2 separate regions of the Mus musculus genome follow, and region 2 is linked to region 1. The links are chromatin loops, found by intact Hi-C in ENCODE. Cell type or tissue: gastrocnemius. All regions are shown on one strand. Each heading gives the region's core, and the rest is flanking DNA. Links, peaks and the distances in the headings are about the cores only. Region 1 overlaps Vps54 (VPS54 GARP complex subunit). Region 2 overlaps Vps54 (VPS54 GARP complex subunit).

What was found. A loop is a pair of places that touch in the nucleus more often than their neighbours do. Peaks named below come from ENCODE experiments on the same cell type or tissue, not always from the same donor. Only the 100,000 strongest peaks of a DNase experiment are listed, where the experiment ranks them.
Region 2: a loop joins it to region 1, with 6 times the contacts of the local background. A loop is called at or near these places in 2 of 42 quality-filtered maps.

What each region holds. Positions count from the first base shown.
Region 1 is chr11:21,243,834-21,260,262 of GRCm38, forward strand. The region is part of intron 1 of Vps54 (VPS54 GARP complex subunit); the gene reads left to right. It also overlaps the pseudogene Gm23582. Among named protein-coding and RNA genes, the nearest start is that of Vps54, 13 kb to the left of the region's middle. In gastrocnemius, for the core only: no CTCF peak of the experiment used is centred there; no DNase peak of the experiment used is centred there; H3K27ac peaks cover 1,004 bases.
Region 2 is chr11:21,293,565-21,309,993 of GRCm38, forward strand. Vps54 (VPS54 GARP complex subunit) reads left to right here. Exons shown (of 23, transcript NM_139061.5): 10 at 1,777-1,832; 11 at 5,190-5,286; 12 at 6,414-6,754; 13 at 12,087-12,216; 14 at 12,802-12,983; 15 at 13,345-13,457; 16 at 15,175-15,238. Among named protein-coding and RNA genes, the nearest start is that of Mir1933, 43 kb to the right of the region's middle. In gastrocnemius, for the core only: no CTCF peak of the experiment used is centred there; no DNase peak of the experiment used is centred there; H3K27ac peaks cover 1,648 bases.

The DNA.
Region 1 (16,429 bases), core at 3,948-11,947:
TTCTCCCCCATTCCTAAATATGTAATTGTCTAAGGCATGTTGAATTCTTTGTGGTACCTGACAATAGATTCTTTTTCTTCCAAATCTTTTCACATACCTCACCTTTTCTAGATCTCCATTACTGTTTTCCCCAACTGGTCTGACTCATTCTTTAGTTCTTGGTAAGCTGTCTACATAGTTATTAATATGTATGGATGCTTTGTCTATTTGTACTGTGCATGTGTCTGATACCCTTAGAGACTAGAAGAAGGTGTTGGATTCCCTGGGACTAGAGCTATAGATGGTTGTGAGTGGTTGCTGAGAATTGAACATGGGTCCTCTTGCAAGAATAGCCAGGGCTCTTGACCAATGAGCCATCTTTTCAGCCTCCTGGCATTGATGTTTTATTATTTAAGATTTTTAAGCCATAGGTCAGTTGAAAGAATAGTAGAGTGAGCACCACACTACCCCCAATTTTTTTTTTTTTTTTTGACAAACTGGTGTGGATATTTCCCCCATTTTCAAACATGCGTCTCCCAATTATAAGACTATTCTGCAGGATTATAGTTATGGTATCTAAGAATGTCAGTATTTACGTGGTAGCATCATTTGCCATAGAGTTAACGCTTAAACATTCTCAGTTGTCTACTGTGTTCTCACTTAATCTGCCCCACTCTATCACCATGAGTTGAATGGTCAAAAGTAGCTTAAAAAAGGAGTCCTTAGGCTGGACACAGGGCTTCTACTCTGTAGTGACAATTTTGACATTTTGGTTTCTTTAGAAAACACAGAAATATTACAAGAATATGTCTTTATTTTAATCCCAGGTATGGGATATGGACCTGCTTCAGATTGTCCTCAGCAGCTGGCTATGATTTGCCTCATGCCCTAGCAGGGGCGTAATTTTTCCAGTGGCAGACAGTGTCTACAGTCGTGTGACATTTGGAATTCTGTTGACTTATCAGAGAATATATAATGCTAGGGCCCCAAGAGGCAGACTGGGTTGTTGGTTGGTTGCTGTTGGTTTCTGTTTAAGTAGTCCTGCATAAAGATGAAACAAGAAGAAATTAGATGTCTGACAGTGAAACTCAAACTTGCCTCTAATGAACAGGAAGTTGTTTAATGATAATGTTGCCCCCTTTCCTCTCTATCCTTTTTTCCTCTCCTGTTTAGAGTTAGAGGTTTGAAAGGATAGAAGAAGGGGGATGGAAAAGGGTGGAAGAAAAAGAGCCCACAAAGTAGCTGAAAGTCCAGGTATATATAATATACATATAAAAATTAATGTACCTAATTGCCAATTATACACAACTCCTACCTTTTGGACCTAAAATATAGTTGTCTGTTCTTTTTAAGATTAACCCACTGTCTGACTGTTCACCAATTCTAGTATTTCCCATCTCTTGGCAAAGCCAATCCTCCCACTCCCAAAAAAAAGTTCAAGTACCAAATTAATGTTCTGTTCATCAAACCTATCTCCTTGACCTACAAATTCTTTTTTTTTTTCTTTTAAAGATTTACTTATTTATTATATGTAAGTACACTGTAGCTGTCTTCAGACACACCAGAAGAGGTCGTCAGATCTCGTTACAGATGGTTATGAGCTGGGATTTGAACTCTGGACCTTTGGAAGAGCAGTCGGGTACTCTTACCCACTGAGCCATCTCACCAGCCCAGAGCTACCAATTCTTGATTCCTCCTCATTGCCAAACCCCCAAGGCCCACCTCTTCAGCAACCTGTCTTCCATTTCAACACTTACTCGGCTTAGGATAAAAGAAAGGCCTACTCATTAAATCTAGCAGCCTATATAATATATTCAGTCTTCATTTGACTTGACCTTACTGTCCTCAAAAGTGACTTTAGAAGGTATGAAAGCTGAGCGTGGTGGCGCACGCCTTTAATCCCAGCACTTGGGAGGCAGAGGCAGGCGGATTTCTGAGTTCAAGGCCAGCCTGGTCTACAGAGTGAGTTCCAGGACAGTCAGGGCTACAGAGAAACCCTGTCTTGAAAAACCAAAAAAAAAAAAAAAAAAAAAAAGAAAGTTAGAAAAGCATTATTTGTAATTCTCTAAGGTAATGATTTAAAGACAAGATCATTACTTGATAACAAAACCATCAATTGAAAGGTCCTTAGGAACAGGATATTTATTCTTCAAAAACTTAAATGTGAGAGGCTTTAGGATTTGTTTTGTTCTGAATAATTAGTATAATAATTAGTATCAGGACACTAAAAGTCACTATCAGTGTCCTAATTTCACTTTGGTTGGCAAAAGTTTTGCTAATAATGCAGTTACATCAGTGACCCAAAGAAGGAATAAAGTATATACATTTCTTTGGGTTTTTCCTGAGGTATCTATTCACTAGAGACAAGTGGGCCTTTAATTGTGGGTTAATTCTAGTAACTACTGTAGTACTGCTAGGAGTCTCCCATTTTCATTTTGAATATTATTTAGTTTTAATTTTAAAATTATAAATGATAATAATTTTTGTTCTTGAAACTATCAGTTATTTTGTAAGACATTTAAAATACACAAGTATGACTGTCAGAGTTCAGATCCCACTTAAATCAGTAAATTCCAGGCAGGCTAGGTAGTCTACCTGAGAAGCCACATATGGGGGTCCCCAAACAAGCTAGCTATGGAGCCGTGCCGCACCAGTGACCTCTGGGTTTGACTGAAAGACCTTGCCTCAGTGAATAAGATGAAAGAGCTTTGGATGATGATTCCTGACAGCAACCTTGGACTTCCGTTTTCTCACATACAAGTCTACCGTTACACATATGTGCCAACATACATAGAACACACATGAAAGAGGAAAAAGACAACTTTAATTTTTTTTGAATGGTTTACTTATTTTTCCTTTTTATGCATTGATTGGTGGATTGTCTGCATATATGTCTGTGTGAAGGTGTTGGATCCCCTAGAGCTGGAGTTAGACGGTTCTGAATCGCCAGGTGGGTGCTGAGAGTTAAACCCGGGTCCTCTGGAAAAACATCAGATGCTTTTAACTGACAACTTAAATTTCTGGTATTACAATTATTTATAATTTATTCTAGCCAACATTACCTCTTGTTATCCTTTTTTTCTTTTATTGAAAATAGATCCCCCCCCCCCCCCCCCGCACATAATATAGCCTGATTACTGTTTCCCTCCCTCTACTCCTCCCAGTTCCTCCCCATCTCCCACTCAGATCCACACTCTTTCTGTCTCCATTAGAAAGCAAGCTTCTGAGGGAGAGTAGTAGTAATAATGTGATAAATTATAAAATAAAGAATAGTAGTAATAAAACCCAACACATTGGAATAGAACAAAACAAACAGAAAGAAAAGAGCCCAAGAGAGGGCACAGGATACAGAGACCTGCTCATTCTCACACTCAGGAAGCCATATGTATGCAGAGGGCCTGGTATAGACCTGTGCAGGCCCTGTGTGCTGTGTCCATCTCTGGGAATTCATATGAGCTCTGATGATGTTGATTTAGAGGGCCTAGTTTTCTTGGGTGGGGTATGCTAATTCATAGCCCTAGTTTTGGTTCTGAGAGGTACGTGAACTGCTCAGCACACTCTGCTAACAGGGCCAGCGCTATCCAGCTGTCCAGGTAAGGTACAGGGCCTACTCTCCCAAGTGTTGTAGCTGGTGAGAGGGAGGGACATGGCCAGTTCTCCCACTCTGATGATCCTGGAGTCAGCTCTCCTGCCTCCTGTAGATGGTGTGGGACGAGGAAGGGGAGGGAGGTGTGTCTACCTCCTCTCCCCTGCCCAGCAGACAAGTGGGAGGAGGGCTCTCTGGCCCTCATGCCCTCAGGGCCAGCACTACTCTGCTGCTTAGGTGAAGTACAGGGCCTTTTCTCCTGAGTGCTGCAGTAGGTGAGGGGCCAGGCTAATTCTACTGCTCTGATGACTTGGGCAGGCTCTCCTGCTTGTCATTGGTGGTGATAAGGGGTGAGGAAGTGGATCCCCCCCCCCCCCCTCTCTTCATCACATGGCAGACAAGTTGTGAGGCCAATTGTTCCATGTTCACACCCTTGGGGCTGGCCCACGAGCACTCCTGCCATCAGGGTCAGCTTTACTGTGCTGCCCAGGTAATGTGCAGGGCCTGCTCTCCAGACTGCTGCAGTAGGTGAGAGGAAGGGCCAGCTCTCCTGCTCTCATGATTCCACTGGGGCCAGTTCTCCCACCTGCCTACCACTGCTGGTGGGAAGAACAAAAAGGAATGGAGGGGGGTTGCTTCCTTGCCCATGCCACTACATAGCAGCCAAGAGGCAAGGCTGGCTCTCCTACTCTCTTTAGTTCTCAGGGTTAGCTCATCTACAACGCCCACATCCAGGGCCAGCTGTACTGTGCTGCCCAGGTGCAGGGCCTGCTCTCCTGATTGTTGCAGTAGTTGAGGGCCAGCTTTCCTGTTCTGATGCCCTTGGCTAGCTCTTGCCTTCTGTAGGTGGCAAAGTGAGGTGGGATGGGAGTGCTCTCTTTCATGCCTATGTTACCCATGGAAGACAAGGGCAGGATCAGCTCTCCCATGCTTATGCCCTTGGGGTCCATACCCTATGGGCTGGCTCCCCTGTGCCTTCACCACCAAGGTCAGCTCTACTGTGCTGCCTAGGTGCAGGGTCTAATCCCCCAAATGCTGTAGCTGGTGAGGGACAGGGTCAGCTCTCTGCTCTCATGACCCCAGGGCCAGGTCTCCCACCTGCTGCAGGTGGTGAGTGGTGTGTATGGGGTGTTTCTCCCTCATCCATGCTACTGTATGGGAGATGAGTAGTAGGGCCAGTTCTCCCAACTCTCACATCCCTGGGATCTGGCTCTCCTGCAAGTCCTGCAGTCTGTAGGGCCCATTCTTCTGAGTACTGCAGCTGGCTAGGGGTGGGGTTCGCTTTCCCATAATGTCCAGGTGAGGGGTGGGGCCATTTCTGCACAGCTCTCAGACATGAACATGTCCTTAGGTGGCAGCCCAGACCAGGGACATTCATCTGGCCTGTGGTGGTTAACAGACCTCTGGTGTTGCAGGGCCACAGACCCAAACATGGCCCCAGGTGACAGCACAGGCCAGGACCTCACCATGGTCCCAGGTAGAATCACTAGCTACATACATCAGGCTGTTCCTCACTACCCTTGAGTCTCCAGTTCTGCCTCTCTTCATTGTACCCACATCCTTTGTTTCTCTTTCATGTCTCTATTCTTTGTTTCTCTTAGTGGTGCCTGGGGTCTCTGAGAGTCTGGCATCATCTCAGGAGTGTTCTCAGGAGTGCTATGCTGCCACTAGTGCATTATGGTGCTGGGCAGGGGTCCTCTTGGGCATGATCTGCCTCCTGAGGCTTTCGTGGTACCCAGCTGGTGGTTATCTTAGGCTAGCTCCCTGTCCAGGCCCCGTGATGCCCCATTTGGTGTGTTCCTTGCTCAGTACACCAGAGTGGTTCCATGCTAGTATCCTTACCTCAGGCTCTCTCCTTTGGGGTCCTTAGTCCCAGGTGAGGTTCTTCTAATCTCTGGCTTGCTCCCAGTGTTGGGAGCTGTTGGGCCTTCGTGGTGCTGTGCTGGTGGTCCTTTCAGACTACTCCCTGACTGAATCTTCTGATGCTGGACTGGTGGTTCTCTCAGGCTCGCTGTTTTCAGGGAATGTTAGGAAATGATGAACATCATCCAGATGTTCCTAAGTCAGAACACTGAGATTAGACATCGCCTTTCTCTCCTCTCTGCCACCCACTGACTCACATGGAACACAGTACCCACACCTGCAGCACTTTTAAGAGCAGGTTCAGAACACATTTCTTGTTGAAAGTAGTAGAATGTTTGCTTATCGAAGCTTTTTGGAGTGGAGTGATTTCTTCTTTGCTAAGAAGAATACAATATCCAGGTGGTGGTGGTGTACACCTTTTATCCCAGGAGTTGGGAGGCAGAGGCAGGCAGATCTTTGTGAATTAGAGGACATCCTGGTCCACAGAGTGAGTTCTAGAACAGCTAACACTACACAGAGAGACTCTGTCTTGAAAAATAAAAAATACATACATCACACTGATGCAAATGTGCACTACATTACTCTTAAGGAAGAGTCTAGTCTAGTCTTAATTCTTTCATAGGAATTATTCCTGTCACTTAACAGAACATGCATATAACCAGGAATGGTGGTCCATGCTTGTGTTCCAGGTGCTAGGGAGTTTAAGACAGGCAGATTGCAAGTTTATGTAAGCTTAGGTTAAAAGTGTTCATGGCTAACTTGGGCTACTTAGTAAGACTGTCTAGAAAAACCAACTTAAAAAAAAAGACATAAATAATAGTTGTGAGAGTAAATTTACTTTTTAATTGGAGAGACTGTGGTGTAGAAGCAGAAGCATGGACTTTAATCAGAAAGTCGGAATTCAAATCCCATAGCTCTCATTACTTACCTAAATAGTTTGAAACCAAGTTACATTTGAACCTATTTTTTTACTATATAATGGAAATGATTTGAATATCAACAAAATTATCTCAATGGAGCCAATCAATTATGAACTACAGTATTTAGTAAAATATTGATGGTGTAATTTTTTTTTTCTTACTATTTTTATTTTGCTTCCTTTCATGGCATCCTTGCTTTATTCATTAATAATATATATCTCATTTTTTACATAAAACTTTAGAAACCCTTAGATCCATTTGTGGGAGTGAAGCAATCTAGTTCTTGTCCTCATTCTGTCTGACCTCTGTCCTAACTCTCCCCAAGGTAAGAACATGTGAAACAGGAGGAGGATGTGAAGCAACTACCTCTTCTAGGCCGGTTTGCTGGGTTGGTGCCTAGACCTGGTTGACCTCAAGTTGGGCATAAGCCTAAGTGCCTCATAACCTGTTTGTTGAGTTACTCTCTCCTTCCTGCTTGCTGGCCTTACCATTGCTTTCTAAGGCATGCAGTGAGATCCATTGTTCTGTATGGCTTTTTTATTTTCTTGGTTTTGCTTCTTCTTGTATTCATATTTACCCCTCACCCCAGTCTCAAGACTAGAATTAAACAAAGTAATGGAAGTCCATGCTGTTACAGTGTAAATAAATGTTTGAATGGGGAAGTATGAATGCTAATGTTTTCTTGTTTTAAAACTATTTACAATACTTAGAAGTAGGGAGCTGGAGAGATGTCTCAGTGGTTAAGAGCACTGACTACTCTTCCAGAGATCTTGAGTTCATACTCTTCCAGAGATCTTGAGTTCAATTCCCAGCAGCCACATGGTGGCTCATACCATCAGTAATGGCATTTGATGACCTCTTCTGGAGTGTCTGAAGACAGCAACAGTGTACTCACATATAATAAATAAATCTTTAAAAAAAAAAAACTTAGCAGTTGTAGTTGTAGTTACTTATTACTTATGCAGTTACTTATTGTTTTCCATGTACCTATATGGGGACTTTTTTGGACCTACCAGTGGTTAAATAATGACACAGAGACATATTAATATTTATTATAGCTCAGGCTTTTAGCAGACTCTCAGCTATCTCAGTCTAAGTTTAACCCAACTAACTAGCCTATTACTCACCACTTGACAACTTCTTTACCTCTCTGTTTCAGTTGACTACCTCTGTGTTTCTCTGGATGAATCCCTGTTTCTCATTTCTTCTCCCTTAAACCCTTTCTTAGCCTGTAACTTCTACCGTCCAATTCCTGCCTAGCTGTTGGCTGTCAGATCTTTATTAAAGCCAATCAGCAAGTAAGAATGTTTACAAAATATGAGGCCATAGGAATAACAATACCAAGATCCAGCTAGTACTTAGCTTGCTGCCTGTAAGCAATCAACAATTGAATATACAGAGACACCTTCACACAATGTACCCCAGCATGTACCAGTTAATGTGTCCTGAGCTTACAAAGGATACTAAATCTTACGGCGTTCCTATGTGCTATTTCTTTTTATAAATGAGGACATGAGATGTCTGGAGGTAAGAAAGCTATCAAATGTCATACAGCTAGTAAATGATCAAAGTCTAAGTTTGTATGGCCAGTTTTCTTAAGCAGTCTGTTATTTCTCAGGAAAGATAGGGAGCTGGAATCAAGTTTTAGAAAGCCAGATACTATTATATAAACAAATAATATTATGGACTTAGGTTCATATACATTCAAATATAATATAAAACCCAATATGAGCCATTGTTAATGGCACGTGTGGCCTTACCTAATTTTCCACAGTATTCATTTATTTGAAACATATAGTGAACATTCGTAAGTTTATAAAATGCTAGGCATAGTATAGGATGATAAGTGAAACAAGTGGAAGTGTTATAGTATGGTGGGAAAGGTAGGAAACGAGCAGATAAGTCCCTGTCACATGAGAAAGTACTGTAAAGATCATGAAGTACTTGTTTGGATCAGAGGAATGAAGGACTGGGCCAGTATGTTTAGAAATGGGACAGTTGTCAGGAAAGATCTGTCATCCCAATACGCAGAGATAGACTCACTGTTAACATGTTGTTGTGTCTCCTGTATGTTGTCACAGAGGTTTTTGCATTAAGAAAGAGATATGCAGGATGTTCTTTTTTATGACACCACAATTTAAACTTTCAAAATAGTAGCTGAGCCTTTAAAAAAATTATTTTAAGATGGGGTCTTTCTTTGTAGCCCAGGCTGTTCTCAAACTTTAGTCCCCACTGAGCATCCTACATGTGTAGCTCATCTGGCTTTGAACATTGCTTTATCATTTCCTCATCGTGTGTTCCAGTTTAGCCTCTGCAGTCTGACTTTCATTCCCATTGTTGACTTGATAGTGCTTCCTGGATGACTTATGATTTCCTAATTGACAAGTCTCAAGGGTTTTTGTTCTTCTGTTTCTCTCATGAGTAGTTTATTGGGGCATTTTGGTCTGATCATTCTGCTTTTTCTCGAACCTTTAAAAAAATGTATGTGTGGGAGTGTGAGCATGTGTATTTGTATACGTGTGCATGAGAGGCTGTTTGTGCCATGTGCCCACAGAGGCCAGATGAGGGTGTTGGATCCCTAGACCTGGAGTTAGAACAGTTGTAAGCTGCCTGACGTGAGTGTGTGCACTGAACTCTGGAATCTGAAAGAGCAACAAGTATTCAAAACCACTGAGCCTTCTCTCCAGACCCCCTTTTTGTTTTAATCACAACTTTCCAGATGCTGTGACTGAACTGGGGACCTTGCAGCATGTGTTCTGTCACTGAGCTTCATTCTCATCCTCTCACACTTGTAAAAAATGTTTCCCTTTAGAATGTTAAGAGTCTTTTTAAATTTTTTACTTGGTTGTCTTCTCTTACCAGTTTTCCTCCAGAGTAAGAAATTCATCAATACTAGCTAGGGTCTTAAAGTTGATAAGAATGGAAAGCTGTCTTGTGGATAAAGCCAGACTTCTTTATTGAGTGTTGTCTAGCTCAAGGAATATTTCTATTTAATGAAAGAAAAGAAGAACCGGCATTCCAGAGGCAGAGGCAGAGACAGAGGGGCAGAGGCAGGGAGGGAGGAGGGAGGCAGGGGGTAGGGAGACAGGGTGGGAGGGAGGCAAAGAGGCAGAGGCAGAGAGGCAGAGGCAGGCTGATTTGTGAGTTTGAGGTCAGCCTGGTCCAGAGTGAGTTTTAGTATAGCCAGGGCTACACAGAAAAACCTTGTCTCAGAAAAATTAACCCTCACTAACATTTGTCATAAGAATCAACAATGGTGTCCATCACTGAGCTCCTCCTCATAGAGTGAATGGTTGAGTGAATTAAGAAATCATTTTATTAAATGGCAGCATGAATTGAAACTATACAGACCTAGCTCTATTCGTAGTATGAGTGCTTTGGTAACCACAATTAAAACTTCTTTAAAGAATTGTCAAGCTTCACTTTACTGTGTGATTTTTGTTTGTTTGTTAGAAGGAACAAAAAGGCCTAAATTTGCTTATGATGCATGACTGATGGAAATATTTAGCAAAGCAGATAGTTTAACAGTGTGCTTTGTTTCTTCTAAGTATTTTCTTTGTGTGTATGTGTGTGTGTATACACATAAAGATACATATGTATGTGTGGGTGTACATGTATGCACATGCATGTGTAATCAAGAGGGAACAGCCTTCGGTGTTGTTCCTCTGGTACCATCAACCTTCTAGAATTTGGGACAGTGTCTCTTACTGGTCTGGAACTCAGTAGGCTAGGCTGGCTGACTGTTATACTATAGTTATAGTTATACTATAGATAATTAGATAGATATAGATAAAAATTAGTTATACTATAGATAATCATTTCTTTTTAATTAAGTGTTTGACTATTGGAAATTTTTACTTTAAAAAATTCTAGGGAATATATATATATATATACACACACATACATATATATATGTATATACATATATATGTGTGTATATATTATTAGAGATTGAACCCAAGGCCTCTGTGTATACCAGGCAAGAAGTATACCACTTAATCATGTCCTCATGGGCTGGTTAGTTTTCTGTCTGCTTGACACAAGCTAGGATCATCTGGGAAGAGGAAACATCAATTAGAAAATACTCCTATCAGATTGGCCTGTAGGCAAGCCTGTGGATCATTTTCCTGATTAATGTGAGAGGGACCAGCCCACTGTGGACCATGCTAACCCTGGGCTGCATAAGAAAGCTAGGAACTGATCAAGCCTTAGGGACAAACCAGGATCTCCGTACCAGTTTCTTCCTCAGGCTCCCCCATTGATGGACTGTGTATGGTTGACGTATTAGCTAGCTAGATAAGCCCTTTCCTCCCCAAGTTGCTTTTGGTCACAGTTCTTATCACAGCATAGAAAGCAAATTGGAATACCCCTTCCACCACCTCTTTTTTTTATTTTTGGGCAAGATCTGGTTTTGAACTCTATAATGTAGGTGGGTTTGAAATCACACTATTAACAAGATGATTGAAGTTGCAGTTTTCTTGTCTTAGCCTGTCTAGTGTATAAACTGAGGATATTACCACCTCAAGTTATGGTTGAAGGAGAGACTGAGGAGGAGAAAGAGACAACTAAGAGAGATGGGCGAGAGAAAGGGGACCAAAAGAGTGCATAGCTGAAAGAAATAGTAGAGTTTAAGGGAATGAATGAGAAGCTCAGGGGAGGAGATCCCATGAGCTGAAGTTAATAAGGTAGACTCAGGGTGCCAGTATGCATGGACTCAATCTGTAACACGTACTTGTTTTTGTTTTTGTATTTTTCTTTCTTTGTTTTTTTTTTTTTTCTAAGTTTTTTTTTTATTATTATTTTTATTTTTGAGTACACTGTAGCTATCTTCAGACACACCAGAAGAGGGCATCAGATCCCATTACCAATGGCTGTGAGCCACCATGTAGTTGGTGGGAATTGAACTCAGAACCTCTGAAAGAGCACTCAGTGCTCTTAACCACTGAGCCATCTCTCCAGCCTTGTAGCAGGTTCTTGTGATACTGAGGAAGCCTGGAGGCCAGCATGTGCTTTGGTGTGCTAACAGGCACCACAGATAGCTGATGGTCCTGGGTTTGTTTTGGACCTGACACCTAGGAACTGAGATGATAGGCTAATGCTGGAATTATTTTTAATTATAGTCTCAAATGTATGTATATTTGTTTTCTTTGGATGTGTAATTTAGAAATGAAATTTAAAGTAACCTTTGATGGGAGAAAGGGGAGAAGATGATATGAATATTTTAGAAGGGCACAGTACAGCCTTCGCACATCTTAAAGGACAGGTAGACCACCTTTTCTGAAAGAGTGTATCTATGGGAAATAAAGAGTAAGATGATCAACAAGGGAAGGTAAGTCAACATTAGATTGTAAGAGTCTGGAGTACTACTTAATGAAACTTGAGATTAGTTTGGGAAGTAATAATTTTTAAAAGTTTTTGAGCTGAAGTATAACAACAGGAAGTATAAGTATAATTTAGTGGATTAATTCTAAAATTCTATATATAGTAGTTTAGACTGGAAGCAGAGGGACCAGTTAGAAGTCTGTAGAATGACATAGGACAGGCAATTTTAGATTGTACACTAAGGTATCACATGTGTTGAGTAGGAGAAAAGAAATTAAATTAGTATATTTGGCTAATGCTAAGCATAAAGAAATTTCTGATATTTTCAATACTATTAATACAATTAAGAAAATTAATGATTTCAAAATACCACTAAGTATCTAATTCATATTAAAAGTTTCAGGTATATTGCCTTTTTTTTTTTTTTTATATAGCAGGATTTAGTCAAGTATGACTGCCTTTAGGGATGGAGAATAAACTAGAAAAAAGTATGATGACACATATGTATGAAAGTGCCATAATGAAGCCCATTATTTTGTATGGCAACTTAAAAAATTAATAGTATGTAGCTGTATTTAAGCTACTTTAGTAAGATGTGTTGTGTAGATTCAAAATATTAAACAAGAATAATAAAGTGGACCTTTTTATTGATTTATGTGTAATCTTAAGGATAATTTAGAGTTGAGTATAAATATTTTTATAATGTCTTCTCTAGGCAGTATCTATCACAGTGTAGAAGTAAGCACATAACTTTTACATCCAATCTAGGTAATGTTTGTAATAAATCCTAAGTGTAGAGAATGGCAATTGAAACTAGAATTTAGGGAATTCCATTTCTGTATATGGTACAATTTTTGTGCAACATTGTAGTGGTGAGTTTGGGTCACACTACTTTGGCTCCTGGCAGGTCGCACACGTGCACACACCCTATCTTTATTCCTGAATGGAAGATAGACAGACAGACAGACAGACAGACTGACATACATACACACAGACACACACCAGTTAATTTTAAAATGCCTTGGCTACCTCAAAGACTGGGCACTCCTAAACCTTCCTTTGTTTTACCCCAGGCACAATTGAGGAAGTGGCCAGTGACCACCCACCCAAATTCTCACATGACTGGTTGGCTTTCTCTCCTGCAGCTCTTGTGTCCCATCTTTCTCCCTTGAGTCATGGCAATGTTCTTTCTCCTTTTTCCCAGTTCCTAGCCCATGCAAATCTTCGCCCAGCCATTGGCCGCTGGCATTTTTTTTTTTAAAGATTTATTTATTTCATGTATGCGAGTACACTGTCGCTGTTTTCAGACACACCAGAAGAGGGCATTGGATCCCCATTACAGATGGTCATGAGCTACCATGTGGGTTCTTAGAATTGAACTCATGACCTCTGGAAGAGCAATCAGTGCTCTTAACCAGCCATCTCTCCAGCCCAGGTGCTGGCATCTTTATTGATTGATCAAAAGCCAATTGAGGACAAGGGCCTTCAGGGTTTGGTCTGATTAAATCAAAGCATTAGAACCAATCCCCACCCCAACGTGAACTGAAACTGTTTGATAAGTTTTTTCCATATTTGAAGTTATGCAGTAATGTCATCTTGAGGTACATTAAGTAGTGTTTACAAATTGAGTAGTTTTTTTCTGCATACTTACATTTTGTACTAGTATTTTACAAATATGTAATTTCCTTTCCTTAAACTTTTACTTTGAAAATCATATGGAAAAACAAAAGAATGTTCAATACTCAATATATTTTACCTTGTTTTTATATTTTGTCAGATTTGTTTTATGTGAATTCTTTGCTTAATCACGTAAAAGGAAGTTACAGGTAGTGAGATATATCACTTGTAAATACTTTTCTTATTTTAATGCTAAGCATAAAGATATTTACGGTATGTTTTGTACTTTTGTTGTTTTAAATGTATATGATTACTCTGTCACTATCTTTAGACACCCTGGAAGAGGGCATCCCATTATGGATGGTTGTGAGACACTATGTGTTTGACTGGGAATTGAACTCACAACCTCTTAATCACTCATCTATCTCTCCAGCCTTTTTTTTTTTCCCAATACTGTTAATATAACTAAGAAAATTAATGATTTCAAAATACATTTTATAGCCAATTCATATTAAAAGTTCCAAGAGTTTCTCAAAGCCATTTTATAAAAAACAGGATTCAATAAAGTATAACTGCTTTTTAGTTGTTGGCACTTTACTAATTTAGTCCAGAATGACTTATTAAAATCAATAAGTAACCAGATTAGTTTTCTTATAGCCTTATGGTTTTGATTTGGTTGTTTCCTCCTTAAAGGCTTAAATTGTAATCTCCTGTTTTCTGTTATTATTATTATTTTTTTCTGTAAACTGAAAGCTAGGCCTTTAGCAAATAGGTCAGTAATGATGCCTTTAAAGACTCCAATGTCTGTGTATTTTCTTAGCAGCATTGCTACGCTCTCTGGTCGAGTCAACTGGACAAGCCGAAAGGCTTAAAAGTCACTCATGAGGCAAAAGAGTTTCAAGGAAGCTCTCCTCCTGGAGGCTAGTGTTCTCTACCCATACATTAATTTTTCATTCCCGAGTTCCAGTACCACGCTAGTCTAGAGTATGGATCCACGTGCTCTCTTTCAGTATCTTCCTATAAGTGCTCTGACATGGCTAAAGCCTTCCGCCAGTGTTCCAACAGTCCAAGGGCATCCTTGACCAAGATCAAGGGTTTAGAATTCAGCAAGATTGTAAAAGCTAAGTCACTCCCTTACACAGGAATTTACCATCACTTAGGAAGAAGGAAGTTTCAGACCAAAGGAGAAACCAGAATAGATACTATAGCAGAGTTACACCCATACACATATTTACAATGGCCTAAGGGGAAGGTGGACTATACAAGAGACTAAAATAGGAACTGTGGCAAGGACGCGAAGCCCTTGACCCTGGCTTCTAAGATTAGTGAATTTTAGGTGGAGCCCTTGTTGATCCCAGCTGTTATCAATGTATTCTATCCTGGGTGGTTCCCGTTAGACCTTTTGTGTTTGCATTCCTCTGTTTTATGTAAGATTCCAGTTACCTCAATTGTACCTTGCGAATATGTCACCCAACTTCCTTATTGTCCTCTGCATAAAAAGTCTGATGCTCGAGTTGTAAAATTACATTCAGATTCCACACAAACTCTCCTGCGTGTGTCTGTCTGTCATCATCCACGCTTTGCCCACCCGCGTCGAGAGACCCCGTTCCACGCAGACATAGGGACCCAAAAGGTCTGCGGCACAGCATCTCCCCCATTCTCTTGCGTGTGCTGTGTAGACTAGGTTAGCCTTGAACTCACAGAGATGAAAGGTGTGCTCCCCAATGTATTTTTTACACTAGATAAGATGCTTGATTGGTTGTTTCCTGTACAAAAAATGGTGAAAGAGATTTTTCTGGTAACCCTGAAAAATAACAGTTTTTACCAAACTGTAAAGAAGTCCAAGTGGATGAGCCTGTTTGCTGTGGGTTCTAGCTTTGTATCTTTGTTTCTTATTTATAACTCTTTTAAAAAGAGAATTGGTGCCGGGCGTGGTGGCACACGCCTTTAATCCCAGCACTCGGGAGGCAGGGGCGGGCAGATTTCTGAGTTGGAGGCCAGCCTGGTCTACAAAGTGAGTTCCAGGACATCTAGGACTATACAGAGAAACCCTGTCTTGAAAAAAAAAAAAAAAAAAAAAAACAGAAAAAAAAAAAGAGAGAGAGAATTAGCTATGTTTTCTATTTATTTGTATGGGTTTTTTTGCCTTCATGTATGGCTCTGTTATGTATGTACAATACTTGTCTAAGCCAGAAGAAGGCATTGGGTCATCAGAAACTGGGGTTACAGGTGGTTGTAAACTGTCTTGTGGATGCTGGGAACTGAACCCAGGTTCTCTGGAAGTGTAGCAAGCACTTGTAACCACAGAGCCATCTGTCCAGCTCCTATCCCATTTGCAAGGTTTCCAACCTGTTGTAGTTTTTGTTTTTATATTTGTGATTTTGGGGGCCTTAAGGCAGTAAAATAATATTTGTACTGTAGTCCAGTTGCAATGTTGTTCCATATATAGTTTTTCCTAATGATTTTATGGTAACTAGTGCATTGTCAGTTACATAGTACAAATAGTATGTAATTATAATAACCAGTCTGTGAGCACTAATATTGAGATAGCATTAAATATTACATGTACATATTATCATAATTTTTCAAGTATTTTTGAGATGTAGTCTTTTTCATTTATTTTACAGATGATGAAAGGAACATATAAGTTAAGGAGTTTCATATGGTTATACTGTTGGTGAATGAACACAAACAAAATGGACTTAAAACTTATGCACTCTAGTCATTTTGGTAGTATGCCAGTATTGTAGTCTTGTTGAATGAATGGCATGTCTCATCTTTAATATTTTGGGTACAAAATGTATTTGTACATTTAAGAAAAGATTAAGAATGTTTACCTGTGGAATTTTTTTTTCAAACAAGGAAAAATAAGTTTCTTAGCAAACAAAATATTCTGAACAACTTTCGTAATTGACATCAGATGTAGTGACAATTTTGAAAATTTGGTTTTTTAAAAAAACACAGACATGCTGGGCAGTGGTGGTGCACGCCTTTAATCCCAGCACTTGGGAGGCAGAGGCAGGCCGATTTCTGAGTTCGAGGCCAGCCTGGTCTACAGAGTGAGTTCCAGGACAGCTAGGACTACAAAAAGAAACCCTGTCTCGAAAAAACAAAAACAAAAAGAAAACAAACACAGATATAA
Region 2 (16,429 bases), core at 4,123-12,122, 50 kb after region 1:
ACAATAAAATACTAATATCTCAATGAAATTTTGTGAATTACTTAAAGCTATGTAAATATAATATAAAACCAGACACAAGAAGAGTATACAGTGCAGGATTTCCTCCTGCATGTAAGACATAGTGTATTAGTCAGGGTTCTCTAGAGTCACAGAACTTATGGATAGTCTCTATATAGTAAAGAAATTTATTGATGACTTACAGTCTGCAGTCCAATTCCCAACAATGATTCAGTCACAGCTGTGAATGGAAGTCCAAGGATCTAGCAGTTACTCAGTCTCACACAGCAAGCAGGCGAGGGAGCAAGAGCGAGATTGCCTTCTTCCAATGTCCTTATATTGTCTCCAGCAGAAGGTGTAGCCCAGATTAAAGATGTGTTCCACCACACCTTTAATCTCAGATGAAAGGTGTAGCCCAGATTAAAGGTGTGTTCCATCACACCTTTAATCCCAGATGACCTTGAACTCAGAGATTTAATCTTTTGGAATCCATAGCCACTATGCCTCAAGATCTCCATACCAAGATCCAGATCAGAAATTTCTATTTCCAAGCCTCCAGATAAGGGTCACTGGTGAGCCTTCCAATTTGGATTGTAGTTCATTCCAAATATAGTCAAGTTGACAACCAGGAATAGTCACTACACATAGGCAAGATGAATATATACTTTAGACACTGTTCATAGTAATAACATTCCGAGTGTGGGGTGATGGCCTTCCAAGTAAGAGCACTGGTTGTTCTTGCAGCGAGGGCATCAGGGTCTGTGAGCATTATCATGGTGGCCCACAACTGTATTTACCTTCAGTTGGAGTGGTTCCAACACCTCCTGGCCTCTACAGGCAGTTCATGCATGTGCGAGCAGACAAACGTGCAGGAAGACACTTATACACTAAAAATAAAACCTTAAAAGAGAGTGACTTACTGGGCAAAGAATAGAATTCTAAGCACTTAAATACTCAAGTTCCATAAGTGAATTCTAGTTTAACAGATAGCACCCTGTGTAAAAGTGCTATACTTTCTGTATAATCCATATGTGTTTCTTGGGACTGAGTATTTATTGTAGTTGGGCCCTATGTTTAATCCTTACCACCCCACATGCAGAAAAGGATTATTGTGGTTTTGAATTCTATTTATTTATTTATTTAAATATTTTATGTATATGGATGCTTTGCTTGCAAGTATGTGTGTGCATCATTTGCATGCCTGGTACCCAAGGAGGCCAGAAGGCATTGGAGCATCTGGAACTGGTTATGAGCTGCCAAGTGGGTGCTGGGAATCAAATCTGGGTCCTTTGGAAGGTGAACCAGTGCTTTTAACCACTGAGCTAAGTCTACAGCCCAGTTCCTATGCTTTTAATTGATATTTATGTGTGTGAGCACATTCAGATGCGTGTAGAGTGGTGGCCATGCATGTGTTTGCACACATGTGGAGGCCAGAGGACAGTCTTGGATGTCGTTCTGGGGACATCCACCTTGTTTTTTGAGACAGTCTGTTATTTAACCTGGAGCTAGCCTAATAGGCTAGGCTGGCTGGTCAGTGAGCCCCAGGCTTCTGCTTATCTCTGGTTCCTCAGCGGTGGGATTACAGCCACACTTGGCTTTTTAATATGAATTCTGGGAATTAGATTTAGATCTTTATATTTGCAGGACAAGCACCTTACAGACTGAGCTGCCCCACCCCCAACCTCAGGATGTTCTTTTTAATGTACAGATGAAACATGAATTAGTTGGGATTCTAAAGACAATTAACCAAATTGCCCCTTTTTTTTTTCTAAATTGCAGCGTGTGATTAATAAAGTTTCACAAATAGAAGAAATAGACACAGACGTTGTTGTAAAGTAAGTATACATATGTTTATATAGCTTTGTGTTTAACAGTTAGGGAAAAGGACATGTACAAATTATAATTTTTTTCTTTTGCTCCCAATAATCTATTTTTATAAGTTATAATTTTAAGGTTACTAAACTAAGTAATTGTTGGCTGAGGTTTGGATCAGGGTGTAAAAATATTATACATGATAATAAAGTACCTTTAAGAGATAATGCTGTGACTTACTTCAAGCCTCGAGTGGCCCCATTTTGGCACTACGTCAAGGTTGAGCTAGTTTCCTCCAACCCCTGGTGAAATCCCTACAGCTATTCAGAGCATGAAAAAAACAATTGAAAGTGCTAAAACTGGTAGCTTCAAACAGCTTACAGTTAAGGAAGCTGTGCGGAATGGCTTGTTGGCCACTGAGGTGTGGATGTGGTCTTATCTCCGAGAGATCATAGGCAAACGTGTAATTTTTGGCTATGATGTTTGAAGACCAATCTTTAACTTTGAATCTGAGTTTTTATTTGAATGTTCTTGGGCCATGTATAATGAGACTGCTATCTGAATAATATACTAGCTTTCAAATTAAAAAAAAAGATAAGGGAAATAAGTGTTCAACAAAATTCAGAAAAAAAGATAGTACTGTCTTTGAATAAAGGACCTTGGATAGAGGAAACAGCCCCCATGATATAGACTCTTCAGGGAGGGAACTGGAGGAGTAGGTCCAATAGAGCCCACCCCTTATCTTCAGGAGATACTTTTAGAGCTCCTGTGAAAGCCTGTGTCTTAGTCAGGGTTTCTATTGTTGCACAAACATCATGACCAAGAAGCAGTTGGGGAGGGAAGGGTTTATTCGGCTTACACTTCCACATTGCTGTTGATCATCAAAGGATGTAGGACTGGAACTCAAGCAGGGCAGGAAGCAGGAGCTGATGCAGAGGCCATGGAGGGATGTTCCTTACTGGCTTGCTTCCCCTGGCTTGCTCCGCCTGCTCTCTTATAGAACCAAGACTACCAGCCCAGAGATGGCACCACCCACAAGGGGCCTTTCCCCCTTGATCACTAATTGAGAAAGTGCCTTACAGTTGGATCTCATGGAGGCATTTCCCCAACTGAAGCTCCTTTCTCTGTGATAACTCCAGCTGTGTCAAGTTGACACAAAACTAGCCAGTACAGCCTGTAACCACAGACAGGAGAGAACTTTCTCCTGTGTGTGTAAATACAGTGTTTTTCCTTATGTGCCTTCTATTATTGCTACATAGTACAGGGGTTCATGTGTTTCTAACCTGCTGCGTTCTTTGGGTCATTGTTCTTATGTAGATGATCTGTTAGCTAAGGTTGTTACTAAGTGAATATTGGGCAGGTAGTATATACAACATGGATATATTAAATAAAGGAGTGAGTCTAATCCAAGTGAGGGAGGGAACAGAGCAGTCATCATACTACTTATAATGGTGATAAATTATTAGATTTTGAAAATTTCTATTTAGTATTTTTGAATTATTTGGATTCAGGTAAATCTAACAAAACCATAAAGTGAGTTGACTGCCTTATCTTTGCTTTTTCTAGTCTTTATAAGGATTCTAAAATTGGCCTAGCTCTGCAGGTTGGTTTTCAGGGTAAAGTTGAGCATAGAAGAGGAATAGAAGGTTGGTGGAAAGTGGGAGAGGTTGAAAATAATTTATTATAATGGGGTAGCAAATACTAAATTTACATTGTTTTGCTCTATAATCAAGCTTCTAAGAGGCTCCAAGAAGTTTGGGTATTTACTTTTGAGTTGCCTGATCCCTACTTTTTGTTTTCATCTTGACATTCCTGTTCTTTCTAGAAAGATAGTGGTAAGTATTTTATGCCTGAAGTTCTCATTCATTTAGGTATCTAAATTTTAAAGGAATTTAGGTATCTGATCACCGATATAGATAGTTATTAAGTTTCTCTGGGCTCAAACCTCAGATTGGAGATGTGTTACAATTTCTGCACCATTTGTTGGCACATCTGTCTCCGAATTGGTTGGAGCAACTAGTGAGAAGTAATAACTTCTGGGAGATATGTCATGGCAACTTTTAGAAAATTCAGGACAGTGACTTTATTTTCTTGCTCTTGGGCAGGCTAGTTTATGTTAGCAATATTTAGGGAAAAGGACCCTCAGTTGAGAAAATGAGTCCATAAGATTAGCCAGTAGGCAGGGTCTGTAGTATACTTTCTTAATTGGTGACTGATGTGGGAGATCCCAGCCCACTCAGAGTGCTGCCGTCCCTGAACTGGTGGCTCTTGGCTGTAAGAAAGCAGGCTGAACAAACCATGGCGAGCAAGAGTGTAAGCAGCACTCCTCAGCGGCCTCTGAATCAGTTCTCTGCCTGAGTTCTCTCAGCAGTGGAGTATGACCTGATAGAAGCTAAACAAACTCTCTCCTCACCATGTTGTTTGTGGTCATGGTGTTCTCCCACAGCAATAAAAACCCTAGTAAGACACTGTAACAAATTTTCTCACCTTATGCAGAGAGCTTCCTGCTATCCAGTACAAGAATGTGTTTTGTTTTATTTTGTTGTTGTTTTTTTGTTTTGTTTTGTTTTAATAAACTTATGGCTATAGCAGCATTCACTGGAAATATATAATGTTATTTTCTATAAAATCTCCTTAGGGAATTCTATTTTATATTAACCTGTTTCATATTAGAATTTATTAACTTAGAGTTACTATCAAGTAATAACATTGGCATATATTTAAATGTGCTGTATGTTGTTGATAACAGTTCTTATCAAACTGTAAAAGATACATACTTTTCCTCCTTGTTAAAAATAAAAGCAACATCAAACATGGCAAGGAAGAGCTCAGTCACTCATAGAATTACAACAGCAGCCGCACTCAACAGCTAGGGTTTTGTGCTGATTTGATGCTGCCCAGAGTCCGTGGCAGCGGATTGTCCTACTTCTCATAGTGGAGAGTAGATTATTACATCTTTTGAGGGAAATGGTATACTTCCATTATTATTTCACAAGAGATCCTTACTTTTAGCTAATGTCAGGTTTAAGTGTGTGGTCACAAAATTCTCCCATGGAATTACAGTATGATATGGACCATGTCAGTGTATGTGATTGGACTAATTGGACAGGGAGGTGTTTAAACAGATAGGACAGTTTGGTAACTGACCTCTTTAGCTCAGGAACCTATGATTCTAGTGAGGGTTCAAGATAAATGGCACTTTATTTTTATAAATATATATTTATGTACTTATATATACTTATATTTTATACTTATAAAATATATTTTATATATAAAATATTTATATTTTATAAATATATATTTAATGTCCTTTCCTCCAGCTTATAGATTTTACCATATTGGTCCAGAGACACTTATTTTTGTTTAAAATTTTCTTATAGGCTTGCAGATCAAATGAGAATGTTGAATTTTCCCCAGTGGATTGATCTGTTAAAGGACATTTTCTCTAAGTTTACAGTTTTCCTACAGAGAGTTAAGGTAAGCTTACATATCAGTTGCCTGGAATATCTGAAATTCAGTCAGCTTTCTGGACAGTGCTCAGAACTGAAATATATTTGGGTGAGGGTAAGTTTTTATGTACATAATGATATCTTTGGGCCTTGGTTTTAGTTGCTTGCATTCCCTCCAGTCTGCCTTTGATGTGTGTCTGTGCTGATTGGACTTACTCAGCCTCCACTGACTCAGAAAATTTGAACTTGGAATCTGCTTCCTTAGAATCATGTCCATCCCTAAAAGAAACCAAATGTTTCAGAGAGGAAGCAATGCATTTGAGATTTGCAGCTATGACTATCAAAATCCTTTATTTCTTAATAGTTCTTAAAAATAGTAGTTTATGTAAGCTATTTTTCGTTTACCTAGCTTTCAGTGTTTAAGTGTTTCCTCTGTATCAAGTACCATTAAGATAAGTGTAATGAGGTGGAGCTAACAGTGTAGAAGAAAGAGACCAAGATGAATAGAGAGATAATTTTAGATGACAATAAATGTTCTTAAACAAACAAAGCAAAACCACAGTAGAGCAGCCACAACTGCATTTGTGGGAGAGTCACTGAAGGAAGGTCTCTTTGAGGAAACCGCCATGTTTTGCTAGGACCCAAGTGATGAGAAGGACAGTGTACAAAGGTTACAGGGAAGAGCTGTCTGTTCAGAGGAGGCAGCAGAAGTGTTGAGTGAGAACAGGCTCGGAGTGATCAGACAACAGAATGAGACATCCCCATGTGACAGTATAATGCTAAGGAATATAAGCTATTGTTCTTTTAAGCAGGTGGATGTACTAATAAGTTTCTCTGAGAGGTATTTGGCACAGCATGATTAAGAGGTTAGTGAAATATACAGTGTTTTAGGGAAATGTCCATTAAAAAATACATTAGAATGTAAGTGCTGTGGGTTCTAAGCTGTAGTGAGCTTCCCTCTCCTGTGTGACTGATTTTCACAAGTCACTGTTATTTTATCAATAGGAACTTGATAAAAACTGTAACATTTCTTATAAGACTTTGATTCGTTTTGATCATAGATATTCAGAATTGTGTCCACATAATTCTTATAAATTTTAGGTTTGTGATATTTAAATGCATCTTTTTAAAAGTCCTATCTTTACTTTTTTGTAGGCAACATTGAATATTATCCACAGTGTTGTTCTGTCAGTTCTTGAGAAAAGCCAAAGGACTAGAGAATTGGAAGAGATCCCACAGCAGAGGAGCGCTGGGAAGGACAGCTCCTTGGACACAGACGTGGCTTACCTGACACACGAGGGCTGGTTCATAAGTGATGCTTTCAGTGAGGGTGAGCCAGCATCTGCGGCGGTTGATACTACCTCTCAAAGAAACACGTCTCCACATAGCGAGCCCTGCAGCAGTGATTCGGTATCAGAACCAGAATGTACTACTGATTCTTCATCCAGCAAGGAGCAGACATCAGCGTGTGCTCCTCCAGGAGGTATAGAGATTATGTGAGTATAGCAGCTTTCTGAGAACAATAGCTCTGCTGCAGTAGGACTGGAGATTCAAGTTTAGTTTTTAAAATGTGACCCTTGAAAATTTAACAAAGTAATTTTTATGAAACATACACTTCATTTTGAAGATGTGTAGAGGGTGTGGAGGAGAGCCGTGGAGACAGTGGAGAGATTACAGGATCTTAGAGTGGTGAGGAGCTTGAATTATTTCCTGAGCCATCCTCCCTTCAGCACTATGGAAATTGATTCAGAGGAAATTTATATAAACCAAACAGAACTTTTCCAGGAACCCACATCGCTTACTGCTCTGGTGATTTTTCTTTGTTCTCTCCCGTCCTGATCCTTTACTTTATATTAGTAAAGATGTGTTGGCCTTATGCATTGGTTTCTCAGAGATGTGAGTTTCTTAGTGGATTACATTGCCTTTCCAAACATCACTTGTAAAATATATGTTTTGAAATTATTTCACATTTACAGAAAATTTGCAATAATAGTATGAACACTGTCAAAAATCCTCCATTCCAAGGCCTCAGCTCTGAATAATCTGCCACATGACCCCATCTCACTCTCTTCCCTTCCACCCCTTCCCCTTTCTCTTTGTATCTGCACTCAGACATGATGCCTCTTTACCCCAGATGCTAGAGTCCGCCTTTGATAACCCAGAACATTGTCTTACACAATTCAGTAATAACTGTAATAACTGCTATCGAAAAAGACAGAGCAAAAACTGTAAATGCTTTCTGTTCCAAGAGCATAGTTTGTATTACGTTGTTAAGGATAGCAAGACTTAGTACTGTTGCTTATGTGTAAATCAACCTGGGGTCCAGAGTTCATGGAGCTCACATTTTACTTACATCAGTTTATTACAGTGTTTCCTTCCTACTGAAATACCTGAAATGCACTAGCAAATGTATATATTTTGTCTGTGTTTAGGCTAATATCTTTATATTTACTAGTTATTATTATACTATTAAATCTATATTAACATTATGTATTTTGACTGGGCATGGTGATGCACAGCTTTTTCCCCAGCATTTGGGAGGCAGCGGCAGAGGCAGGTGAATCTCTTGAGTCCAAAGTCAGCCTGATTTAAATAGTAAGTTCCAGGAGAGCCAGAGATACAGCAAGACCCTGCCTCAAAATAACAACAACAACAACAACAACAACAAATTCTGTATCTTAAATAATTTTATTTATTTTGGAGTTAGGAGATCTTCACTTGAGTGGACGGCTGTCCTACCCTCATTGTGGCTTCCGTTTGCATCTGAGGTGCTTTTTGTTTCTGCATTTATCGTTTCTACGTAGCCTAGCAGTGAGGAGGAGAGTGCAGGGGACTGGGATTCTCCTTGTTTTGTTTTGGTTCAAACTTTTGAATTTGGTATACAGTGCACTTGTGGGACAAAAGTTAAATTCTAAATGTTCAGCTCAAATAATTATTCCAAAATGCAAATATTTCATCAAGAAATATTGTCAAGAAATGGAACAGTATCAGCTCTCTAGAAAACTTACCCTCCCCTGCCCTGGCTCTAATCAATTTCATCTGGAATCAAGTCATTAAAACTATTAGTGTGTGTGTGTGTTTTGTTGCTTTCATTTTCAGTTGTATATCATAGAACCACACTTTTGTGTTTATCTGCTTTCTTTCCTTCAATATTATGTGTGTGATAAGTGCATGTAGTGGGACTTTATTTGTATACAAAAATAATGTCCTATGACAACATCACAATACAAAAGTCATTCTGCTATTGATAAGATTTGGGGTTATTTCTATTTTTAGGGATTGGCCTGCCTTTGGTGATTTCATGAATTGCTGGTTCTTATGCATACTATGCACTGTTAAATCCTTAGCTTTTAAATGCTTGTCAATATTTTTGTTGTACACGCTACAAACAAATGTTGGAAAATATATATGCACATATAGACACCAGGAATGGAGACGGACACATGCACACGTGTGTGTGCGCGCGCACACAATCACTGAATATAATGGGCTTACATTTTAGTTGAGTGCACAGCCAAAAAGGACAGCCAACACATGAGAATGCAGGAGAATTTGTTGCCTGTAGGCAAGAGATCAATTTTAAAAGATGGCATTCTCTTAAATGGGGGGAAAAAAAGGTAAGGAATTTATATAGAAAGTCTATACGTATTCATATGGGAATAAACCGTGGGGCAGGCACATTTCTGAGCATATTCACTGTAAAATACACATAACTGGGCATTCTCAGTTAAGGTTATAATTCAAGAGGAAAAGACTGCAGAAGGGAAGGCCCTGGACACACCAGTCTGCCCTGTAAAAGCAGAAGCGGGAAGGTTCTCTGGGTTTTTAGCCTCATGTGCATTTGCTCATTACTTAGAGTCCTGTCAGGAAGAGTTCCATTGCCTCACATCTTCATTCACTCCCCTCACTCTCCCCATTTGGTAGTCTTGTACATGTTGGCTGCTCGGAGTCTAGGTTGCAACTGTAGGAGTTTTAGTTTTGTCCTGGTTATTGGTAGGAGAACACCTTTCCGTGTACTTACTGTCCCTTTTGATAGCTTCTCCTGGCAAGTGTATAAAGAGGGTCTTTGCCTGTCTGCCCCCCCCTCCCTCCCTCTTCCTTTCTTAGTGATTTGCTGGAGTTGCTTGTGTAAGCACATGTCTGCTCTCCAACCATATTGCAAAATCATCTACCACTTTGTGAATTCCTACTTCATTCTCTAGTTAAGGTCTTTTTGGTTAAAAAAGGCTATTAATTTTAAATATGTCCCTTTGACAATTAGATTGACAGTTTCTCTGTAATTGTTTTGTATCATGCAAGATTTTCTTCCTTTTTTTCCTCCTATACCTAGATAATCCTTTAGCTCATTTAGCTAAAATGCCATCTTCCTTACTGTTCTGTATGTAGTACCACTGTTGCTATAAACCAGATACTCAGAGAAGTGTGTAGTCATTACAGTTCATTCCTTCGTTCGTTTGTTCTTTCTTTTTTTTTTTTTTTGTTTTTTTGTTTTTTTGAGACAGGGTTTCTCTGTGTGGCCCTGCCTGTCCTGGAACTCACTCTATAGACCAGACTGGTCTCGAACTCAGAAATCTCCTGCCTCTGCCTCCCGAGTGCTGGGATTAAAGGCGCCACCACCATGCCCGGCTATCATTACGTTTCTTATTCTGTGATAAAGCACCATGTTCACTGCAGTAGGAGAGAGTTGACCTGGCATGAGGGAGGCCCTAGCTTCACTCTCCATCTTGCTCTTGTTTTTTAGGAACATGGTCTAGAATTTGTACTTTTTACTGTCACTTCCACAGCAGAGGCTAGGATGTGACATATGACTCGCTCTGTAAAAGAGCTTGAGAACTAGAGTCTTTAGTTAGTTGTCTGTCTGTCAGTTAAAGATACTTGTGCAGCTAAAGCCGTTACTGTGGCAGGGGAGAGAAGTATTGAAAGCAGCTAGCAGCTTGCTGTGACATTTGACAGTCTTAAGCCTGCATCACAGTTGTTTATGTGGGTTTATTTCCTGTCCTCATTGTCTGTCACTTTAGAATCTTCTCTGGCATTCCTTCATTGCATGTTACCACAGGATGAAACATAGGCACTGTCTATGGTTCTGCTTATGTTCAGCTTATACACCAGTGCCTGAAAGCTTGCCACTCAACTCGGAGGTGACAGGGAAGTTAAAAGCAATTAAACTCAAAGAGCTTTTCTAAGGAAAAATTACAGCTAATTAAACAAGATCTAAGAACATTCACACTTTTGGTTAGGCCACTGCAGTATTTAAAAACTTTTTATTTACTGTTTTCTGTTTATGTCTTTGTGAGTTAGTAGCATATGGCTAAGGGTTCTAAATTCATTAGTGATTCTGTTACATGGCAAATTTTTAGTAATCCTTTAGAAAATAAGACCTCATTTCAGTAGGAAATTTGAACATCTAAATGAGCATTTTTTGGTTGGAATTGGCATTAGTACCAGACTGTTTTTATATAAATAAGTGTTTTGAGCATTGGAGAGGAAACTCAAGTCAGCAAAAAGAGTTTTACATCTGAACACAGGTCATACGTTGGATGTGGAGGTGTGCTCTTGAGATCGAAGTGCTGAACAGGCAGAGGCATGGAAATGACTAGCCAACTTGCCTAGCCAACTTGCCTAGCCTACTTGCTGAGCTAGTGTGAGGCTCTGTGTCATAAACGAGGTAAATGGTCCCTGAGGAAGGAAACCAAAGGTTGCGTTCTGGCTCCATTTGTACCCACTACATCTGTCCCGTCCCCCTAATCCCTGAAATTATGGAACAGAGGAAGTTTAATGAATTAGAGACCAATTCTAGATTTTGGTCTTTCTCTCTTACTATTGCAGCTGTGGGTTGATCATTTAAACTACTGAGGGCCACAGTCTACCTGACTCAGTAAAATTATACAAGACTGTTTTGAGAATACCTTAAGACTATTAACCCTGCTGTTATTCTAAGACACTAGTAAATAGGTTTAGCGATATAATTTTGAGGGATAATAAACTTTCTTCAATATCATAACCCAGTAATATAAATCAGAGCCTGCTAATAATAACTTTGAAAATTGTCTTATTCCATCGAAAGGGCTATAAATGACACAGGCACTTAACTTGGCTTATTATGATGCTAAAGAATTGTTGGCATAGAATAAGTGGCATTTATTTATTTATTTTATTTTATTTAGACAGGGTTTCTCAGTATAGCCCTGGCTGTCCTGGAACTTGCTTTGTATGCTAGGATGTCTTTGAACTCAGAGATCTGCCTACCTCTGCCTATTGAGTGCTGGGATTAAAGGTGCATGCTACCACTGCCAAGCTCTGTGGTCTTTATGCTTCTTGAATGGAAATATTTAGAAATAGAAAAATCTTGCATTTCCCCTCAAAATATAAACACAACTGTTTAATACAGCTTCCTTAAGGGCTCTGTCTTTCCAGTGCTAAGCACTAAGTTCAGTAAGTCCTCTGCCACTAAGTAACTTACACTCACAGGAAGAAAGAACCTACTTGCTATGAATGTCCTCCCTCCTCACTGGCCATCCCAGCTTGTTCCTCTCAGGGCATCACAGAGCTGCTCCTGCACAGCTGCCACCTCACCTCAGAACACATCTCTTCTGCTGTAATGGCTGCAGACTGCAGCTGCAGGGTGAGCTAAGTGGTAGGACTAGTACAGTAAAAAAGTTAGGCCTCTGAAATGTTACCTTGAGCACCATTAAAACTTATTAAAATGGACAATAGCTAGCCCAGAATTTTTTCCACAAATGTGAATTCTCTATCTTTGTCCTCCTCTTTGATACATCACATATGGAGAATACTGTGTTTCCTGATTAAATCTCATTGTCTCATCTTCAGAGTCAGTGAAGACATGAGGTTAACTGACTTGGAGCTAGGAAAACTAGCAAGTAACATCCAGGAGTTACTGTGTAATGCTTCAGATGTATGCCATGATCGAGCTGTCAAATTTCTCATGTCAAGAGCAAAGGTATTTTATTTTCATATAGTCTTGGAGATTCTTCTGTATATACAAAGTGTTACTTTAGAGATCTAAGTTATATGTAACTGTACCTATGTTCTGTCACAGTCTTATCCATCTTAACACTTGGAAAATTGATGGTATTATTGCTGTGGTCTTCTAAGGAGCTACTAAGATGTCAAATAATTAGAAAATAGAAATAGAAAATTATAAAACTATCCTTTTCCAATTATTTGTTTATTTAAAAGACTTAAAAATATAGCACCATAATAATTAATTTAAATCTAATATGCTGGTTTACCTACACACACAAACAAAAAGGTGTAACTTGAATATATTTGAGTTACTGTGTTACAAAGTGATGACCGGCTTTAGACATCTTCAGCTCTGTATGTTCCAAGTTTTGGATTCTAAAGTATTAGGAAATTTCAGCTAAAGTATAAATGTTTTAAATCATAAATATAATATGATACAACTAACATACTAGGAAAATAAAAATAACAGTAGCAGTTACTAAGCTCCGTCAGTTTTATAGCTCATGCATCTTTTGTGTAATACTAACTTTTGTCATGATGCGGTGTTTTTAAAACTTAGGACGGTTTTCTTGAAAAATTGAATTCCACGGAATTCATAGCACTCTCGAGATTAATGGAGACATTCATAGTGGACACTGAACAGATCTGTGGGAGGAAGAGCACGTCACTGCTTGGGGCCCTTCAGAGCCAAGCAAATAAGTTTGTGAACAGGTTTCATGAAGAGAGGCGGACCAAGCTCAGGTAGCGCCGGGTACCTTCTCTGCTTTCCTTTTCTTTACAGAACAGCTGTGGTTAAAGGGTAAACGTAGTTGATCACAGGCCAAATTCCTCCGAATGGGGGAGTAAGATCAAATTTCTTAGATTCCGATGGAATTAGACTTTTTATCTTTGTTGAAGTCTTTTATCAGTTGATCCTCACTGAATGTCTCTTTCTCAGGGTTGACTAAATTGGTTTTCTTAGCTGATTTTGGCTAGGCTAAGAGACAAACACCTGTTTGTTCTGTTAGTGGGTGGGTCCAGTTTATTCTGTTCCTTCTAGCTAACGACTGATCCTGAGATGTGCCTGTTAAAGTTCACCATTTTTTCCTTTCCTTTTGAACAGCCTCCTCTTAGACAACGAGCGTTGGAAGCAGGCTGATGTTCCTGCAGAATTTCAGGATCTTGTTGATTCTATAGCGGATGGAAAGATTGCTTTACCTGAAAAAAAGCCAGTGGGTATGTGTAGTTTGTCACACATGGTTCCTCCCACTGTATATTGATGACGATGAGGGCATACCTCTGTCCCACAGCCTACAGTCTACATTCTACATTATGCAAACAAAATAGGTTTTCGATTAAAGTTATAGAGTGATTGCTTTAACCTCGTGCTTCAACCTTGTGCTTTTTCCTGCTTTGCTGTGTGCTGCCAGAACCCCGTAAGGGTGCCATGCCCCATCCACATCTCACTGACTCACTAGAGACTGATGTGGGCACCAGGAAGTGAAGGCTACTTGACATGTAATAATGAGTGATTGCTTGCCGGCAGGCATTGATATTCTAAGCCATTTATAGATGTTATGTCATTGATGGTCCTCACACTAAGCTTTTAACAAACACAGGTGCTTGAGCCCTACACAGTTATGTAAGTAGTTGCAGAACAAGGACTTCAGATTCAGGCAGACTGACATCAGGATCTTTTTCTTATCTGCTGTGCCTCACCCTATCTGTGCACAATAGAGAGTTAATTAAGAGTGCTTCCTGTCACTCTGATAATAGCTGACGCATGTGAGGATATGCCAGTGCCTGACAAACATAGAAGTGGATGTTCACAGTCATCTATTGGATGGAACACAGGGCCCTCAATAGAGGAGCTAGAGAAAGTACCCAAGGAGCTGAAGGGGTCTGCAACCCAATAGGTGGAACAACAATATGAACTAACCAGTACTCCCCCGGAGCTCATGTCTCTAGCTGCATGTGTAACAGAAAATGGCCTAGTCGTCCATCATTGGGAAGAGAGACCCCTTGGTATTGCAAACTTTATATGCCCCAACAGGGGAATGCCAGGGCCAAGAAGTGGGAGTGGGTGGGTAGGGGAGCAGGGCGTGGGGAGGGTACAGGGAACTTTTGGGATAGCATTTGAAATGTAAATAAAGAAAATATCTAAGGGAAAAAAAAAGAAAGAAGAATGCTTCCTGTCACAAAACAAATAGACATCCAATTTGAATTATGATTAGAATTTAACTTTCTTTGCATGAAAGAAAAGAGGGAACACATACTTGGACTGATCAGAAACTGACATGACTTTGGTAAGCTAATTAATTTGGCTGCTCCAGGACTGTGATCTAAGTTATTTTATATGCTGAATTTTGTTTCCTAGTGATAAGAGATATCTCATGCTGGAAATTAATTACTGTATTGAAATCTTAGTTCTTCGCTAATTCTTTTTTCTTTTTTAACATTTATTTTTTAATGTATTTTGTTTAATTTTTGAGTGTTCTGCCTCTGTGTACACATGCGTGCCAGCAGAGGGCATCAGATCCCTTTCCAGGTGGCCGTGAGCCACCAACCATGTGGTCACTGAGAATTGAACTCAGGACCTCTGGAAAGTAACCAGTGTTAACTGCTGAGCCGTCTCTCTAGCCCATCTAAATTAATTCTAACTTGAAAAACATTATTTACTAATTTACACAGGCTATCATTCAACTACTGAGAGACAGATCATTTTAATTGCGAATAACTTATATTCATACAGCCCGTACTTGCAGTAGTGGGACTCAGATCTACATCTAACTTCTTTCACAGTGCCATACAACTTTCCAAGGCACAGTAGATACTTGTTTCAAAAATGAGCTAGTTCTGGGGTCTAAGCAGGAACTACCCTTTTAATTTTTTTCTCTAGTGATTTTTTTTTTTCATCTTGTTCCCTATCTTTCTTGTTTGCTTTGTTTGCTAGTTACAGAAGAAAGGAAGCCAGCTGATGTTCTTGTTGTTGAGGGACACCAGTATGCAGTTGTCGGGTGAGTAGCGCATTTCTCTGTGAAGCTCATCTTCTAGTTCTCCCTTGGAGTGAATTGCTAAGCTTGGAATAACAATGGTAAAAGCTGTAAAGTATTTAGGGAAATGTTACAATTTTTCTTTTAGTTTATATTACTTTGTAATATGGTTTATCCATCAGAGACTCCACTAGCTTCACAGAAAGGAAGGCCCTGGTTTTCCCGTGTAATAGGAAATATGTGAAGCAGCCCAAGGCCCATGTAATAACTGCTTGGTACCATTATTACCACCCCAGTCTCTTGCTGCTTTTTTTCTCTACAACTTTCTCAGTGTATAGGATAGCACAGTAGTTTTACTTGTGGACAGTAGAACTCAAAATGTGGTAATCAGTTATATTTATAAAATTATTGCTGTTCTGTGTATGATTTAGCATAGTTCACCATTATCATTGGACCCAATAGATCTTTTTCTCTTTTTTGAATAAATACATCTCTAATTCAAGTTACCTGGAAACATACCATCATCTGTACTGCATCTTTTATGACATTTTAAGTACTTCATTCTCTTTAAAGCATTGAATAGCTTAAACATTGCTTTTGCTTCTTTTCACTGTTTCTGAAATAGCTGCCCCCCACCCCAAAGGAAAGTAGTATCTTGTCAAGATAGTGTAGTAGGGTACAAGTGCCTCTTTCTGTATATGTTTTCCTGGTAGAACTCTTGAGTTCTGCAGAGGTGAGGGGGTTACTGGCTGCCGTGTTTTCAGCTTTCAGACGCTGGAAGCTTCTGCCTAGTCACTTTGAAGTTACTAGAGCGTGTATATTTAACAGCAGCACTCCTTTTCATTCTCCGGAATCTTTGCTTCTCTGGGGAAGACAAAGCTGTTGAACCCCTGTAATCTCACACCTCTAATTGAAGTGCCGTTTCTGTCTTTATTGATTTGTTATTCAGCTACATTTTGTGCACTTGATAAAAATGGTTCCCCTTGGAAGCTAGCTTTCCTGGTTCTTTAAGAAAAGAGACTGTCGCCAAAAAAGACTATTCCTGGCTAAAGGGGAATTAGTGCTTCTTCTAAGGGAAGAGTTTAAATGCTATGCAGTGGATTCATTAAAGGAGATGCCTGTCATTCAGAGTAGATGCTGAACTAGACATGGCACCTATGTTGACCTCCAAGATGAGTTTAAAAGGCCCAATGCTTCTCTTGAATTTTAGTTTTT